Regions from separate parts of the Homo sapiens genome. Here region 2 is linked to region 1. A link is an interaction called in ENCODE POLR2A ChIA-PET data of the cell type or tissue named here. Cell type or tissue: PC-9. All regions are shown on one strand. Links, peaks and the distances in the headings refer to the core of each region. The heading gives the core; the rest is flanking DNA. Region 1 overlaps PCIF1 (phosphorylated CTD interacting factor 1). Region 2 overlaps MMP9 (matrix metallopeptidase 9).

Region 1 (8,548 bases), core at 1,517-6,516:
ACCCTCACACATTCTTGGGGGGGTTTCTGTATTTCCTTTTACAAATGAAACAAGGTGGCAACAGGGTGAGGGGCGGGGTTGGGAAGGCATCAGGACCTATATACATGGGACTTGGAGGGAGTTTGAGGTGAGGACTTGGGGACAGGCAGGGAGGGGAGCCCTGGCAGAACCATAATCTTCATATGTCAGTGGCAGCCGGGGTCCCTCTGAGGCCCCAGGGGCCCGAGTCCCAGCAGTCCAGACTAGCACCCCTGGGGCTCCTCCTCCCCGCAGGATATGTTAAGTGGGGTGAGGCTCGCGGCTAGGACCCTGCTCACGGCCCGAGTCCCGGTCCTTGGCCTCCGAGGAGGACGATGAGGAAGAACCAGAGCTGTGGCTGCGGCCTGACTGCCGGTAGGCAGCACTCAGCTCCTGCAGCCGTTCAGGCGTCGGCGCCCACTTGGCAAAGCCAGGGTCGTTCTGTAGGAAGAGCACAGCCGTGTTGTGGACGGCCTTGTAGTGCATTTCCTCCCTGCGGGCAAAGGCAATGGCTCAGGGTGGGGCTGGGCCTGGCCTGGCCAGCCCAGCCTCCTTCCCCTGCCCTCCCTGGCACCCACTTCTTGCAGATGTGCTGGGAGCCACTGCGGTACTCATGCTCAAAGGCAGGCAGGATCAACTGGTGGCGTTTGAAGCGGCTCTGCTCCATGCGGGTGAGCGCTGGTGTTGGGGGTTCCCGCCACTCAGGGATGAACACGATGAAGGACAGGGGCTCCGGTGAGCTCTCAAGCAGTCTCTGTGGAAGGGGACACAGGGTGGATGTCAGGGACTACCTCCCAGGTGGCTGGCAATCCTGCCTGTTGCCCACCTCTCACCCTGGCAGTGCACCCACCTCAAAGTGAGAGACCATGGCATCCATGAGCTCCTCGCAGAAGGGAGGGTTGGCCTCAAATGAACCACTCAGTGGAGCAAAGTCTAGGCAGGGCCTGGGGACAGGAGTGAGCATTCTAAGTCCCATCAGGACCCAGTCCCTCAACCAGAAACAGGTGCCACCCCCCAACCCTAGGCAGCCACACTGAAGAGATGGCCTGTCCAGAAGCCAGCATTCACCCTAATTCATTGGGGCACAAGGCATGACCGTCTCCACTGAATGAATGAGGACAGTGAGTGAGGCTCAGGCTGGGATGCCCATGTTCACCAAGCTGGAATTCAAATCCAGTTCTGAGCCCACCACCACCACAGCAGAAGCTACACCCAGGATCCCCAGCTGCTGAGCTCTGGACCTCTGGAGGTCCTGACCATTCTTCCTTCTGGAGACAGCATTACCTTCTCTCATCTGTGGTCACCTCAACCCCTAGTTTGTAAGGCCTCTGAGGTCTGTGGCCCCACTTCTCACTCCTCTCAGGGCCTGGGACCACGTGTTCCTATTCCACCCTGAACTGACTCACTGAGAAACCCACAGGCCAGCTTAGGGGTGTCACGTGCCTGCCCACAGAACCAGAAAAGCTCAGGCTCCCAGAAGTTAAGCAACATGTCCAAGGTCACATAGCCGGTAAGAGGTGGAGGCAGGGACTCCACCCAAGCCTGCCTGACACTACAGCCAGCAGAGGCGGGCCCTGTGCTCTGGAGGACCTCTTCCCTGGCCTGGGTAGAGGGGCAGCCCTTGGCCCTCACCCGCGGGAGCCAAAGTAGCCGTCTGTGTCGGGGAAGGCAGAACAGTACTGGCGGAAGTAGCAGTTGAGGGGTGAGGCGAAGCACTCGAAGCTGACGCCAAAGAGTCGGTGGAGGGCCTCAAAGACATGCACAGGCAGCGATCCCTGCAGGCCAGTCCCCTCGTAGAGGCCCACGCCGAACATCATCTGCGGAGTGGCCACCGTCAGCACCTGGGGCTCACCCTCCCTGTTCCCTCCTGGGGAGCCCTCCCTGCTGCCCCAGGCCTGTACCTGGTACCGTCGGAGAAGACACCAGACCCGGGGCAGGAACCTCTCAAAGGCAGAGTCATCAATGCAGCTGTAGCGGTAAAGGAGCCACTGTGGAGCGGGACAGAGAGGAGGAGCCTTCAGCAGTGCTCCCTCATGTCCTCATCACTGGCCTCCTGCTGGGGACTCTGCTCAGGAAAGATCCTAGGCCCTGACTCATGCCATCAGCTAGGGCCTTCCTCCCCGCAGCTCTTACCAGCTTGCTGAAGTAGTTGCGGCTGACCTTGACCATCTCTCCCTTATACCGGATGCAGACCACGTTGTTCTCCATGTGCATCTCCACGCTGGGCATGGGCGGTGCAGACACAGCCAGCCGGACTGGGTAGCAGTACACTAGGCGGGGCTCCACCTCAGGGGCCTCCACCTCCTCTGTGGGCAGGGAGAGCAGTGAGGGACCACACTCCTCATTCTCACGCTGCAGCCACTGTGGGCCACATGCTTTGTACCGAGAGAGGGAAGTCCCATTCCACAGATCAGTATACTCTGGCCCAGTTCAGTAGAAAGGGAATGAAAAGCCATAAAAAGAAACCAGCCAGGCAACTGGCCGGGGCAGAAACTGGTGGCCTGTGTCAACACACTCAGTACCGAAGCAGGGCCCCGTATGCCGTGCCTTGGGCTGTCAGGCAAGAAGGCTCAGGCCCGTGGGTTGTGCTGCCAGGCAGAAGAACGAGAACTGCATCGCCGTCATCGTAATAGCGACGATCCTTTATTTGGGGATCTTTTGGGGCCACATGGTTTACTTGAGTTACCTATGAGTACTCACACAATCCTACCACCAGGTGCTACACTTCAGTCTGGGGAAAGTAAGGCTTGCAGAGAATGGATGTAAATTCAGGTACACCTAACTACGACTCCCAGCTTATCTTCACCACCACCATCTGGCTCTCCCTTTATCACTTCTCCGTTTCCCAGAGAAGTACAGCCAAAGGACACAGGCAGGTTCTGCCCCAAACCAGTCCCTGGCCTTGAGGCTCAGTCTCACTTGTCCCTTCCATCAGGGTATAGAGCTGACGGCATCACAGCTGGCTCCTCCTTCACCTTTCCCCTACCTGAGATGTTGTTTTCCTTGAGGATGGCAAGGTGCTTCTCTCGGATCCGTTTGACGTACTCCAGGGAGATGTGGTAGATCTTACTGCAGATGCCTTCCACGGAGTCCTTGGCTGCGGCCGAGACGTGGGGGCCACACTGCCTCCGCAGATGCTCCAGGCGATCCTAGAGGACACATTCTGGATCAGGGCGCTAGTGGAGGCCAGAGGGGCTCAGCTGGGCTGGCAGGTAACCGCAGGGCTGTTGGAGTCCAGCAGTCCTTGTTTTGAAACCAGCTCTGCTGCTGACTAGCTGTGTCACTTGGACAAATCCCCTGGCTTCTCTCAATCTTATTCCTCAAGTGTCAAGGGGACACGAGATACCTAACAGGGCAGTTTGAATATTAAATGTGATCATTTCCCTTAAGGGCTTGCCAAATGCCTGGCATACAGTAAGTGTACAATAAATGCCAGTAGCTTTTGTTGGGGTTACACTGCTAGATCCCATGATAATTACCGGAGAAACAGACAAACCAGCACAGTCCCAGCTTATGGTGTTTGCAGTCTATTGGGGAAAGACACAATTACAAAACAGGGTGCTTGGTTGCTGCAGACTTGAGATTTGAGCTTTTAGCTACTTGCAAAGATGACTGTCGGGATTTGTAATTTTGCTGAATCACACGTGTAAAACTGAAGAGTGAGAATGAGTCACTCTGGCTAGTGAGTACACCTACCTTTGTCACTCTCTACGTGTCAAGTACACAGTTACTATCGTGAAGTGCGAAACCTTGTCTCTTGTGAAATATGGTCCTGAAAAGAAAGCCCATTGCTAGTGCTGGTGGAGAGGTTTAAGAAGTGATAGGTTTTGGCCAGAAAACAGAACTGTTTTGGACACATTAAGAGTAGGGAATTGAATCTGATGGTAGCTCTTAACCATGATATGAACACACACACCCAAAAAAAGCAGGCTGTCAATCTGTTTCCAAAAATCTACAAGGGAGATGCTGAACATTCATTAGGCTGAAAGGCAGCTATCTGTGGTGTGTGGCCAAGCATAAGACTCCATTAAGATTGTTAATGGAAATGTTCTGTGGGAGAAAGCCAGGAGCCCAGAGAAACATCTCCACAGTCATGAGTTTGGGGACTGACGAATGTCGAACGTCTGCCATACTGCACAAGAATAGGCCGCTGGGGGAGGCCTTGCCCAGCCTGGACAGGCAGAGTAGGCTTCCTGGAGGAAGTGGCCACAGAGCCCTAAAACTGGCCTTCTCACCCGGGGACCCACTCACCATGTAGTCCTCCTTGGAGGCTGAGTGGTCCTTCCGAAGCCAGCTAAAGGTGTCTTCCACATTCCATTTGACCACCTTCCTACTGTCAGGGGATGCACTCCTGCCAGTCAAGGGGAGGGCAGAAGAAAGGAATGGCTTGGCTCCACCCTCCTCATCCCAATTCCATGGGCTCGCTGGGTATCAACCCCTAGCTTCCATCACAGCCCTTGTTCTGCCTTTGGGAGCTGGCCCCACTTCTGCCACCGAGAGCAATGACAGCCCTGCATGAGACTGGGCAAGATGGCCTATGACCTGCCACTTTAATCACAGACCCATCTCGCCTGGGGCAGAAGACAGGCAAACCTGGACTCGATGAGCCGCCTGGCGGCCTCCGCATATTTAAAGAGCAGGCGCTTGGCTTCCTCCCGGAACTTGATTCGGGATAACCTGCGTTTCAGAGTGGGCAGAGTTAGAGGCCTTCTATACATGACTGGGCACAGAAACCAAATGGCCCAGGGTCATCCCCAGCTGTGGAGCTGTACCTGATAGGAATGTCGTTCATGATTTCACGAAACATGGAAGGTGACACGACTGGTTCACAGTTGCTGGGCAACAGGGGGTCAGATCCTTTGTCTACCACCTTGCGCTCCAGCATCCAGCGGTTGAAAGACTCCCGTGGAGGCTCAATGCCTGCAGGACAGGAGAGCTGCTGAAGGCCTGGATTTAATCAAGCAGTCCCACTTGGAGCTTGGCACGTATAGGAAGCATCGCATTCAGCAGTAAGCAAGACACAGTCCCACTTCAGAAGCTTCTAGGCTGCATTTCCCAAAATATATTCTAAGAATCACTAGTTTTATAGTGTTGATAAGTATCTAGCCAGGCGTAGTGGCTCACATCTGTAATCTCAGCACTTTGGAAGGCTAAGGTGGAAGGACAGCTTGAGCCCATGAGTTCAAGACCGGCCTGGGCAACACAGTAACAGCCTGTCTCTACAAAAAAAAAAAAAAAAAAAAAAAAAAAGAAATTAGCTGGGTGTCCCAGCTCCTCGGGAGGCTGAGGCGGGAGGATCGCTTGAACCCGGGTGGCTGAAGCTGCTGTGAGCTGTGGTCGTGCCACTGCACCCCAACCTGGGTGACAGAGCGAGACCTTGTTTCAAAAGAAAAGAATAAAAAGGCTGGGCGCAGTGGCTCACGCCTGTAATCCCAGCACTTCAGGAGGCCGAGATGGGTGGATCACCTGAGGTCAGGAGTTAGAGACCAGCCTTGCCAACATGGAAAAAACCCATCTCTACTAAAAATACAAAAATTAGCTGGGTGTGGTGGCATGTGCCCATATTCCCAGCTACTAAGGAGGCTGAGGCAGGAGAATCGCTTGAACCTGGGAGGCAGAGGTTGCAGTGAGCCGAGACCGTGCCATTGCACTCCAGCCAGGGCAACAAGAACAAAACTCCATCTTAGAAAAAGAAAAAAAAAAAAAAGTATTACATAATGTAAAAAAAAAAAAAAAAAGGGTGGGCCGGGTGCGGTAGCTCACGCCTGTAATCCCAGCACTTTGGGAGGCCAAGGCGGGTGGATCACAAGGTCAAGAGATCGAGACCATCCTGGCCAACATGGTGAAACCCCATCTCTATTAAAAGTATAAAAATTAGCTGGGCGTGGTGGCAGGCACCTGTAGTCCCAGCTACTCAGGAGGCTGAGGCAGAAGAATCGCTTGAACCCGGGAGGTGGAGGTTGCAGTGAGCCGAGATCACGCCATTGCACTCCAGCCTGGGCGACAGAGCGAGACGCCGTCTCAAGAAAAAAAAAAATTAAAAAAAAAAAAAAAAAGGTGAAAGGCCAGAGGATTCTATATTTGAGCAAGGTTAAATAGGTTTATTACTAATCATAAAAATTAAAAACTAGGCCAGGCATGGTGGCTCACATCTGTAATCCCAGCACTGTGGGAGGCCAAGGCAAGCAGAAGGCTTGAGCCCAGGAGTACAAGACCAGCCTGGGCAACATAGCCAGATCCTGTCTCTTAAAAAAAAATTAGCCAGGTGTGGTGGCTCATGCCTGTAATCCCAGCACTGTGGGAGGCTGAGGCGGGCGCATCACAAGGTCAGGAGTTCAGGACCAGCCTGGCCAACATCGTGACACCCCCATCTCTATTAAAAATACAAAAATGAGCTGGGCATGGTGGTGTACACCTGTAATCCCGCTACTCGGGAGGCTGAGGCAGGAGAATTGCCTGAACCGGGACCCAGGAGGAGGATGATGCAGTGAGCGGAGATGGTGCCACTGCACTCCAGCAGGGGCTACAGAACAAGACTCCATCTCAAAAAAAATAAATAAATAAAATTAAAAACTACAGTTCATTTAATACTTATTCATTTTACTTAATGGTTATCATAGAATCCTAAGGTATAGATACTCTTGTTTTTTTGAAAGAGGGTCTTGCTCTGTCACTCAGGCTGGAGTGCACTGGTGTGATCATGGCTCACCACTGGGCCCCACTCCGCCATCCCCAAACTGGCCTGGCCAAACCTGGCTCATGCTAAAGGTGGGTGGAAATAAAGGAGGCTGCAGCCCAGAGGCAGGTACCCTCTCGCTGCTGGCACAGCTCCCGATAGTGCTGCCGAAGCTTCAGGATGAGCTGAGAGCGGAGCAGTTCCACTTCGGGATGCGGGGGCAGCACCTCTGAAGGCCCCCGGTGCTTGATGACAGCATTGGTCTGGATGTCCAGGTCCCAGTAGACCCTTGGGGCACAGAGAGGAGTGATGAGGATGTCCTGCCCACCCACACCACCCCACAGTCCCAGACAGGCTGACATTAGCAATGGGTGCCCCCAAGCCAATCAGCAGGGACTCACTCAGTGGGTCGTAGGAGAGCTGCCTGCTGTTTATCTTCAGGGGACGTACCCCACATCTTCAGCGTTGGGGTTCCTGGGATACTGGGGGAGCTGGGCACCGACTGGCCTGTGGGTGTCACTGGGATTTCAATCTGTAGTGAAAGTCACAAAGGTGTCAAGTCAGGAGATTCACCAGAGAGGCTCCATCCAATACAGTGCACACCTGGTGAACTGTGTCCCAGGCCCCCCTCCTGGCTGGCCTGCCAATGCCCAGCCCCTGCAGGGAGCCTGCAGGCGGCCCGTCTGAGCCGGCCGCTCGGCAGCCGGCTCCTGGCCACAGACACTCACCTTGGGCTTCTTCACACCATTGCCGCTTGGCTGCTCTTCCGAGAGCTGCCGCTTTCTGGGCTTGTTCTCAGCCGGGGGAGTTTCCACCAAGCTTGAGTCTTGGGGCAGTGGGGTCGCATTCAGCCCCAAAGGGTCCGACTGGTGGAGGGAGACCAGCAGAGTTGCAACCAGGGCCAGCGGCTTAGGAGCCACAGGACTTTGAATCCTCACGCCCTCCCACCCCTGCTCCTACTCCTTAGGGAAGAGCAGAGGAGCTGGGATACAGGCAGAGAACACTGGGCTCCAGTCCTGCCTGCAACTTGCAACTGTGCGACAGGGTGTGTTACTTCCCTTCCAGTTCTCTCACCTTCAGAATGGCCATGCTAATCCCTACATCACCACTGAGATTATTAAATGAGTCAGTGAATATGACCTGCTTAACATGGCATCTGGCATGAGATCAGTACTCATTACACATTATTTTCCTCAAGAACAGAATGAATGTGAGGAATAAATGAAAAGCTCAAAAACTGCTTATTGTTGTAAAAAGCAAGGCCCTGCAGATGGGACTCTTGGTAACACTGAGAGAATGCATGGTGGTGAGTAGTGTGGCCCTGAACTCACATCAGGTGTGCGTCCTGCTCTGCCTATTACTGTGAGGTCTCGTGCCAGTCGTTCCCCATCTTTGAACCTCAGTGTCTTCACATGCAAAATGAAGATGCCAACTGTCTCAACTGTGCCCAGTAAAGAAATGCTGCCCCAGCTGAGAAGGACCCAAAAGCCCATGTTCCCACCAGACAGCCCATGCCTGTACTTCCCGTCGTACTGACATGTCAGATCCTAGAATGTTCTTTTCCTCCCCACACTCACTCACTCTCTCACCTTAAACACTCATTCTCAGAGCTTTTCCCATCTCCTTGCCTTCCCCAGAGTATGTCAGGATCTAGATGTATTCTAACACTATTCCTCATACACGGACCACAAGTGTAATCCTGCTGTCACCTGGCAGCCCATGGGTGCTCTGCGACCGTAGGGAGCAAGTCTGCCTTGTTCATTCCTGCCTCGCGGCACAGCACCCACCGTGCAGCAGCCATGCAATCATCTGTTTACTTGTCAGTCTACCCCATTTGAGTGTAGGTTCCATGAG
Region 2 (8,548 bases), core at 3,311-8,310, 71 kb before region 1:
GTGGCCTGAGAAGGCCTCCTAGAAGATGTGGTATTTGAGCTGAGACCTCACTGATGAGAAGGGCCAGCTATGCAAAGATCTAGGGGGAAGAGTTCTCTAGAAGAAGAAACAGCAAATGCAGAGCCTTGGAGTGAGAAGGAGTCCCGACTGTCCAAGAAACAGCAAGGCCATTGTGTCTGGAAGAGAGTGAGTGGAGAAGAGAGTGACTGGAGATGAGGGAGGAGAGAAGGGCAGATCATGTGGTCTTCTGAAGGCTTTGGGGAGGATCCTGGATTTTTTGAGCAGGGGAATGATGTGATCCAATTTATAATTTAACAGGATCATTCTGGCTGCTGGGCGAAGGTTCAACTAAAGAATGGCAAGAGTAGAAGCTGGAAATCTAATTAGGAGGCTCCTGCAGACCCCAAGCTGGGGGGTGATGACAGCCAGACTAGAGTGGTGGCAGTTGTCTGATTCCAGTTAGGTTTTGAAAGTGAAACCATCAGGACCCACTGATGGATCGGATGTGACACGTGACCATAAGAGTGAAGTCAAGGAGAAATCCTGGCAATTCACACACTGCTGGTGGGAGTGTAGTTAGGCAAAAACTACTTTGGGAAACTATTTGGAAACATCTACTGAAGGTGAACGTACACATATCCTTCAACCCAGCAGTTTTTCTCCTAGGTATATACCCGAAAGAAATGACTACTTGTGATCACCAAAAGACATTTACCATGAATGTTCATAGGGGCATTGTTCATAATAGCCCCAAATTGGAATCTACCAAATGCTTGTCAACAGTAAAATAGAGAAATAAGTCGTAGTACCTTCACACAATGGAATACCATCTACAATTCTCAGAACAATATGGATGAATCTCACAAATAGAACCTTGATAAAAAAGAGTCCAGACACAAAAGAATACATACCCTATAACACTATTTAAATACAGTAAAAAATAGTCAAAGTCTATCTAAGCTGTTAGAAGTAATGATAGTGGCACTGGGCGCGGTGGCTCACACCTGTAATCCCAGCACTTTGGGAGGCCAAGGCTGGTGGATCATGAGGTCACGAGTTCAAGACCAGCCTGGCCAAGATGGTGAAACCCCATCTCTACTAAAAATACAAAAATTAACCATGTGTAGTGGTGGGTGCCTGTAATCCTAGGTATTTGGGAGACTGAGGCAGAGAATTGCTTGAACCTGGGAGGCGGAGGTTGCAGTGAGCAGAGATCATGCGACTGCACTCCAGCCTGGGTGACAGAAAAAAAAAAAAGTAATGATAGTGGTACCCCTTGGGGAGAAGAGGTAGTGATTGCAAGCAGGCTTCTAGGGTGCTGATAATGTTTTGTTTCTTTCTTTTTTTTTTTTTTTTTTTTTGTCTCTTGAGACAGAATCTCACTCTGTCGCCCAGGCCAGAGTACAGTGTCATGATCTTGGCTCACTGCAACCTCCACCTCCCAGTTCAAGAAATTCTCCTACCTCAGCCTCCCAAGTAGCTGGGATTACAAGGTACCCACGACCGTGCCCAGCTAATTTTTGTATTTTTAGTGGAGAGAGTTATTCACCATGTTGGCCAGGCTGGTTTTGAACTCCTGATCTCAGATGATCCACCTGCCTTGGCCTTCCAAAGTGCTGGGATTATAGGCATGAGCCACCATGCCCAGCCTCTTGTTTCTTGACCTGGTGCTGGTTACACACTTGTGTTCCATTTGTGAAAATGTCTTCAAATGTACACTTATGATAGATACATTTGTATATTTATTATATTATGGCAATGGTTCTCAACTGGGAGCAATGTTGACCACCAGGGAATGTTTGGCAATATTCAGAGACATTTTTGGTTATCACAACTGGAGCAGGGGCTAGTACCAGCATCTAGGGGCTAAAGGCCTCTTGGGCCCTCTAGGTTTGTACCAGGGCTGCCTGGCCATGAGTCACAGTTCAACATTACCCTGCTGCACCCCATCCCCACACTGGGGCCTTCCTTAGCAGAGAGGGCTGACCCTGAATGGGCCTGGCATCTGGCCGTGGATCCTGTCACCTCCTAGAGGAAGACACCAAACATGCTAGAAGGTACAGTGTAGATGTACAGTGTAAGACAATCCCCCACAACAAAGTATCCAGCCCAAAATGTCAATAGTGTAGAGGCTGAGAAACCCAGTACTAGAAAAGAAGTTTAAATAACTGATTCCTAGATTTTAGGACTGATTAGGTGTTCAGTTTGATTGAGGGTGGATGATGCTGTCTCTTATTAAAGTGGTAACAACAGAGGAGCACGTTTGGAAGGTGAAACCCAGGAGTCAGTTTGGACCCGTTAGGTTGAGAGGTCTGTTTGCCAGCTAAGGAGCCATGTAGAGTAGGCAGTTGAACATGAGTCTGGAGCTCGGGGCAGGGGAGAGGAGGTTATGGTAGGAAACATAAATTTCACGGTCTTTAGCAGAGAGATGCTATTTAAGGCTGTGGGCTACCAGACATCACAGGGAATGAGTATACACAGAGCAGAGGATTCCCACGATTGAGCACAAGGGTGCCTCTGTCACCAGAAGAGGAAAATCCACCCAGTGAGGTAGGAGGAGACCCAGAAGTAAGGTTCCAGAGGCCGAGAGTTTCAGGAAGAAGGGCAGGATCCACTGTGTCAATGTGGGGAGAGTTGGTGTGGGATGAGCAGAGAGGAGCTCCTGTCACATCTGGCTACAAGAAGGTCATAAATGGCTTTGAAGAGGGTGACTTTGGTGGTGTAGTGGGGTGGGAGCCAGGCTGGAAATGGCTGAGGAGAGAATGGGAATTGAGGAAGTGGAGACAGTGAGTAGAGACCATGCTTTTGGGAAGTTTTATTGTGAATAGGGATAGGAAGGTAGAGAAATAGACTAGTATCTAGTGGGAGGCAGGGGTTAAGACAGATTGTAAACAAGCCATGGCGGGGAATGTTTGTACGCCAAGTGGGAGTGGGTCATTTGAGCAAGAAACAGATGAAAGAGGAAGCTCAGGAGGGCAGTTTTCTGGACTCCTACTTAAATTCCCACGTGGGCCCTGATCAAACCCATCATCTCCACTCACGGGCCCCAATCTTTCAGTCAAGTCCCTTTGCTAACCTGTAAGGTCAAATTCATATTCAGCTTGGCATTCAGGACTTCTCTCATCTAGCCCAAACTAGCACTGCTATCTTAACCATTCTGGAATCCTCTCCATTCCCTCTTAGCCACCTGCTACTACCCCATGCTGGAGTTCTGAGCCATTTGAAGTTCTCCAGACACCCACTGCTTTTTCTCTTCTTTTTCTCTTCGTGCACTTGCACCAAGAACCCACATTCAAATCCCACTCTTATCACTCACTAGCTATGAGACTTTGGGTGAGTTGTATAACTCTCTGTGCCTTAGTTTCCTTATCTGTAAAACAAGGGATTGGTGATGGCAGTAATAATAGTACATACAAAGTAATAGGAGTACCTATCTCCTCTGGTTGTTTTGTCACACAAAATGCACATAGAACAGTGCCTGGCACATAGTGCTGTACCGTGGATAGCTACTAACGTCAGGTATATGATCCATATTTTATTTATCCACTGACTTACTCCTGGGCAGCTAGGTTATTGCCAGTTTTTCACTAACAAACAATGCTGCAATCAACATCCTTCTATGTGTTGTCTTGTGCACACATGTGAGGGTCAGAAAGTAGTTACATTTTTAGGTTTAGTGGTTCTTGGTAAATTACCCTGTAAGAAGATTGTCCCTTGCACAGGAAGAAGCTCGTTCATCCTTTCTGATTCAGTTCCGGTTCAGATGTCATCTTGACTGAGAAACGTTCCTGGACCTCAACCACAACACAGACACACACACATGTGCACACACACACACCATTATTGTAGAATAAAAGATCATGCACTGCACACTCCCCAAGTGTGATCCCACCGCCACCAGCCATAGAATCACCCTTGTAAATAGGTCAGACTCTCTGGAGGTGGAGCCTGGAGTTGCATTTTAAGCAAGTTCCAAGGGGAATCTTATGCATTCTAAAGTCTAACTCATTTCTCTATCCCCATTGCCCAGTACAGGGCCTGGCTCCATGTAGGGGCTCAATAAATGTTTGATGAATGAATAAACAGGTTGATCATTTCCTTGACTGTAAAATAGAAATAATCACATCATACTTTCCTAACAGGAATGATTGAATATGTTAACATTTACAAAGTGCCTAGAACACTATTTTTTTTTTTTTTGAGACGGAGTCTTGCTCAGTCACCCAGGCTGGAGTGCAGTGGCGTGATCTCGGCTCACTGCAAGCTCCACCTCCCAGGCTGGAGTGCAGTGGCGTGATCTCGGCTCACTGCAAGCTCCACCTCCCAGGTTCAAGCCATTCTCCTGCCTCAGCCTCCCAAGTAGCTGGGACTACAGGCGCCCGCCACCACGCCCGGCTAATTTTTTCTATTTTTTTTTTAGTAGAGACAGGGTTTCATCGTGTTAGCCAGGGTGGTCTCAATCTCCTGACCTCGTGATCCGCCTGCCTCGGCCTCCCAAAGTGCTAGGAGTGAGCTACCGTGCCCGGCCTAGAACACTTTCTGGCACGTAGAAAGCACTCTATCAGTTATTTGTTTTTCCTTTTTTTTTTTTTTTTTGCACTCTATCAGTTAAATACATACATGCATACATACGTGCATACATATATAAATAAAGTCTGCTTCTAAAGGTTAGAGAATCCAAGTTTATTAGAAACACTCCAACAAAAAACAAAGGTGAGAAGAGAGGGCCCAGCCCACCTCCACTCCTCCCTTTCCTCCAGAACAGAATACCAGTTTGTATCCGGCAAACTGGCTCCTTCCCCAGGGTTGGTCCCAGTGGGGATTTACATGGCACTGCCAAAGCAGGACGGGAGCCCTAGTCCTCAGGGCACTGCAGGATGTCATAGGTCACGTAGCCCACTTGGTCCACCTGGTTCAACTCACTCCGGGAACTCACGCGCCAGTAGAAGCGGTCCTGGCAGAAATAGGCTTTCTCTGCAGGAGACAGGCAGGCATAAGAGGAGTGATTCTAATTCTCCCACATATACAGAAATAGGAACAAGATCTTGACAACCATCTCTTCTGCCATTTCTAGAACTTTCTAAGGTTTTCACATATCACCTCCATCCCCCCAACCTGTGAGATGCTGTGAGGTTCTGTGAGATGCTGGAGGGCACAGACCTCAGTGCCCAAAGCACTGCCACAGAGCCTAGCACACAGTAGGTACACCATACACATTTTGTGAATGAATTAACAAATGAATAGACCAACTATCTTAATGCTCAGAACAATTCATTCAACGCTCATTCATTGAACAAATCTGTTCATTCATCATTTACTGAGCATCTACTATGTGCTTTGTTCAAGATACTGGGGATAAGCAGAAAAAATGCAGGCATGATCTCAATTATCTTGGTGCTTACACTCTAGTGAGGCAAGAGACAATTAAGCAAACACATAAATAAATGAGATTGGTTTTGAAAATATAGAAAGCGGCTGGGTGCGGTGGCTCATGCCTGTAATCCCAGCACTTTGGGAGGCTGAGGCGGGTGGATCACGAGGTCAGGAGTTCAAGACCAGCCTGGCCAAGATGGTGAAACCCCGTCTCTACTAAAAAATACAAAAAATTAGCCAAGCGTGGTGGCAGGCACCTGTAATCCCAGCTACTTGGGAGGCTGAGGCAGGAGAATCGCTTGAACCCGGGAGGCGGAGGTTGCAGTGAGCTGAGATCGTGCCACTGCACTCCAGCCTGGGCGACAGAGCAAGACTCCATCTCAAAAAAAAAAAAAAAGAAAAAAGAAAAAAAAAGAAAATATAGAAAGCTATGGAGAAAATAAAAACAAGTAAATAGATAATAAGCATCAAAGAAGGCCTCATTGAAGCAATGGCCTTAGCACTGAAACCTGAAGGAAGACAGTGGGATGGCCCAGTGACAATCTGGAGGGGAAGCTTTCCAGACAGAGGGAACAACTGGCACAAAGGCTGTAAGCTAGGAATGACCTTGATCTGTTCAAAGAGCAGCCAGTGTGGGTGGAGCAGAGTAAATAACAGGAGGAGTGGGAAGAGATGAGAACACGGGGGTGGAGTGTCAGATCCTCTTAATTTCTTTGACCTTGGAATTCATCTGGGGTCACTCCCAAGACCATTGCCCTTCACTCCTACCCCCTCTCTAATCTCATGGAATTTGTTAAAGGTCCTGGACAGCCAGTATGGTTTGGGCTGGGGTGTTTATAAAGAAGATGGCAAAAAAAATGACAGACTCGAAAAAGATTTTGGTGGCAGGAAATCTTGTTCACCTTGTCAACTGTTTGGATGTGACTGGTAAGAAAGGGAAGTCAAGTGTAATTCCAGCTATAGTCCCCATATTACAGATGGGGAAACTGAGGCTCGAAGAGTAGAGAAGCAGTGACTTGCCCAAAGTCACAGAGCTGTGAATTGTCTTATCTCTCCCTGTAGCACAGTGCCTGGCACATTATCGGCACTTGATGACTGTTGTCTAATAACTGAGCTTCCATACAAACCACCTGCCGTCCTGTACTGAAGGAGAAAGAGCTTCCAGCCGGGGAGGCAGGAAATCTGGGTCCTGGTCTTGGTTGCATCCCTGACTTCCTAAATGACCTGGAGAAGGCCTCTGCCTCTGCTGGGATCTTGTCTGTGCTGGGGCATTTGTTTCCATTTCCAAGGGCTTTTTCTTCCTCGCTCAGAATTTGACCACTCACTAAGAGGAGCTTAGTGTGGTGTCTCACGAAGGGATCCTCCTCAGCCCTCACCTCGGTACTGGAAGACGTCGTGCGTGTCCAAAGGCACCCCGGGGAACATCCGGTCCACCTCGCTGGCGCTCCGGGGATCCACCATCTGCGCCTTCACGTCGAACCTGCGGGCAGGCGCGGAGGAGACAGGTGCTGAGCCGGCTAGCGGACGGACCGACGGCGCCCGGGCTCCCCCTGCCGGCGGCCGCGGCGGCGCTCACCTCCAGAGGCGCCGCCCGCTGAACAGCAGCATCTTCCCCCTGCCACTCCGGAGGGCCCCGGTCACCTGGGCCACGTCGGCTCCCAGGCCCAGCTTGTCCAGACGCCTCGGGCCCAGCACCGACGCGCCTGTGTACACCCACACCTGGCGCCCTGCAGGGGAGGAGGGTCACGTCGGTTTGGGGGCGCAGAGGGAGCACGTACTCCTAGAACGCGAGGAGGGAGATTCCGGCGAGGCCTTTCCTAGCCCGCGTGCCCGCAGTCCCTGCAACCCAGGGGCAGAGGCGCTGGGTAGAGCGACGCGAGGGCGTGGAGAGGAGGGGGCAGAAACTCAGCCGCCCCTACGTTTGCTAAACTGCGTCCGCCAGGGGGCGTATTTTTCTAAAACGCACAAGACGTTTCGTGGGTTATCGATGGTCTCTTGAGCCTCCTTGACTGATGGGGATTGACCGGGCGGGGGAGGGAAAGTAGGTAACTAACCAGAGAAGAAGAAAAGCTTCTTGGAGAGCCGCTCCTCAAAGACCGAGTCCAGCTTGCGGGGCAGCGCGGGCCACTTGTCGGCGATAAGGAAGGGGCCCTGCGGCCGGCTCCCCCTGCCCTCAGAGAATCGCCAGTACTTCCTGAGAAAGCGAGGAGGGAAAGGACGGGCTCTAAGCCTTGGACACAGGGCCAGTGGGCGGGAAGGGACGGGCAGCCCCTCCGCAAAGCCCCCTCCCGCATCCACACAACCCCGCCTCCTCACCCATCCTTGAACAAATACAGCTGGTTCCCAATCTCCGCGATGGCGTCGAAGATGTTCACGTTGCAGGCATCGTCCACCGGACTCAAAGGCACAGTAGTGGCCGTAGAAGGGCCAGCAGTGGGGGGACCTGTGGGGCCAGCTGAGGGGGGACCTGTGGGGCCAGCTGTGGGGCGCTCTGAGGGGTGGACAGTGGGGGGTCCGGTGGGGCAGACCGTCGGGGGAGCCGTGGGCTGCGGTGTGGTGGTGGTTGGAGGCCGTGGCTCAGGTTCAGGGCGAGGACCTAAAAAGAGACACGGGGTGAGACTCTTCCTATTCCTGCATACCTCTGTACCCCTAGAACATCTGCTCCCCTAAGCTTCTCAGTGAAGCCTCCTCTGGCACACAGGCCCCTCCTCACTCAGCCTCCCTTCCCAAACCACAGGACTTTCTTCTTCTTCTTTTTCGTTTTAAGCGACATCCTCTATGGCCCAGGATGGAATGCAGTGGTGCAATCATAGCTCACTACAGCCTCGAACTCCTGGGCTCAAGAGATCCTCCCACCTCAGCCTCCAGAGTAGCTAGGACTACAGACATGTGCCTTCACGCCTTGCTCATTTATTTTTTGTAGAGATGGGAGTCTGGCTATGTTGCCGAGGCTGGTCTGGAACTCCTGGGCTTAAGCAATCCTCCCGCCTTGGGTCTCCCAAAGCCCTGGGATTAGAGGCGTGAGCCACCATGCCCAGAGTAGACTGGCTTTTGAAGTCACACCTATCTCTCTCTAGAGTCTCTTTATCACCACCTCTAAGCACTGACATGGCAGCGACTGGGCCCAGGCTCTGCTTCCAGACAGACGTTGAGGTCCCACCTCTCCTGCACGCCC

The links. ChIA-PET counts read pairs that join two places held together with the same protein. Peaks named below come from ENCODE experiments on the same cell type or tissue, not always from the same donor. Only the 100,000 strongest peaks of a DNase experiment are listed, where the experiment ranks them.
Region 2: POLR2A ChIA-PET joins it to region 1 with 6 read pairs; 11 of 35 experiments call an interaction of 5 or more read pairs at or near these places.

What each region holds. Positions count from the first base shown.
Region 1 is chr20:45,939,487-45,948,034 of GRCh38, reverse strand. PCIF1 (phosphorylated CTD interacting factor 1) reads right to left here. Exons shown (of 17, transcript NM_022104.4): 5 at 7,423-7,560; 6 at 7,096-7,226; 7 at 6,828-6,982; 8 at 4,791-4,938; 9 at 4,612-4,695; 10 at 4,270-4,369; 11 at 3,005-3,167; 12 at 2,152-2,324; 13 at 1,920-2,006; 14 at 1,651-1,835; 15 at 869-962; 16 at 597-772; 17 at 15-511. The coding sequence ends at 280. Among named protein-coding and RNA genes, the nearest start is that of PCIF1, 9.1 kb to the right of the region's middle. RefSeq lists enhancers at 2,873-4,072, 8,440-8,548. In PC-9, for the core only: a CTCF peak has its summit at 2,763; DNase peaks (open chromatin) are centred at 2,094 and 3,684; H3K27ac peaks cover 2,641 bases.
Region 2 is chr20:46,012,676-46,021,223 of GRCh38, reverse strand. MMP9 (matrix metallopeptidase 9) reads right to left here. Exons shown (of 13, transcript NM_004994.3): 9 at 7,690-7,969; 10 at 7,428-7,567; 11 at 6,950-7,100; 12 at 6,750-6,853; 13 at 4,663-4,974. The coding sequence ends at 4,856. It overlaps SLC12A5-AS1 (SLC12A5 and MMP9 antisense RNA 1), which reads left to right. Exons shown (of 3, transcript NR_147699.1): 2 at 1,376-1,493; 3 at 6,436-7,722. Among named protein-coding and RNA genes, the nearest start is that of SLC12A5-AS1, 5.1 kb to the left of the region's middle. RefSeq lists a silencer at 6,784-7,003 and an enhancer at 8,370-8,548. In PC-9, for the core only: CTCF peaks have their summits at 6,963 (motif pointing left) and 7,165; no DNase peak of the experiment used is centred there.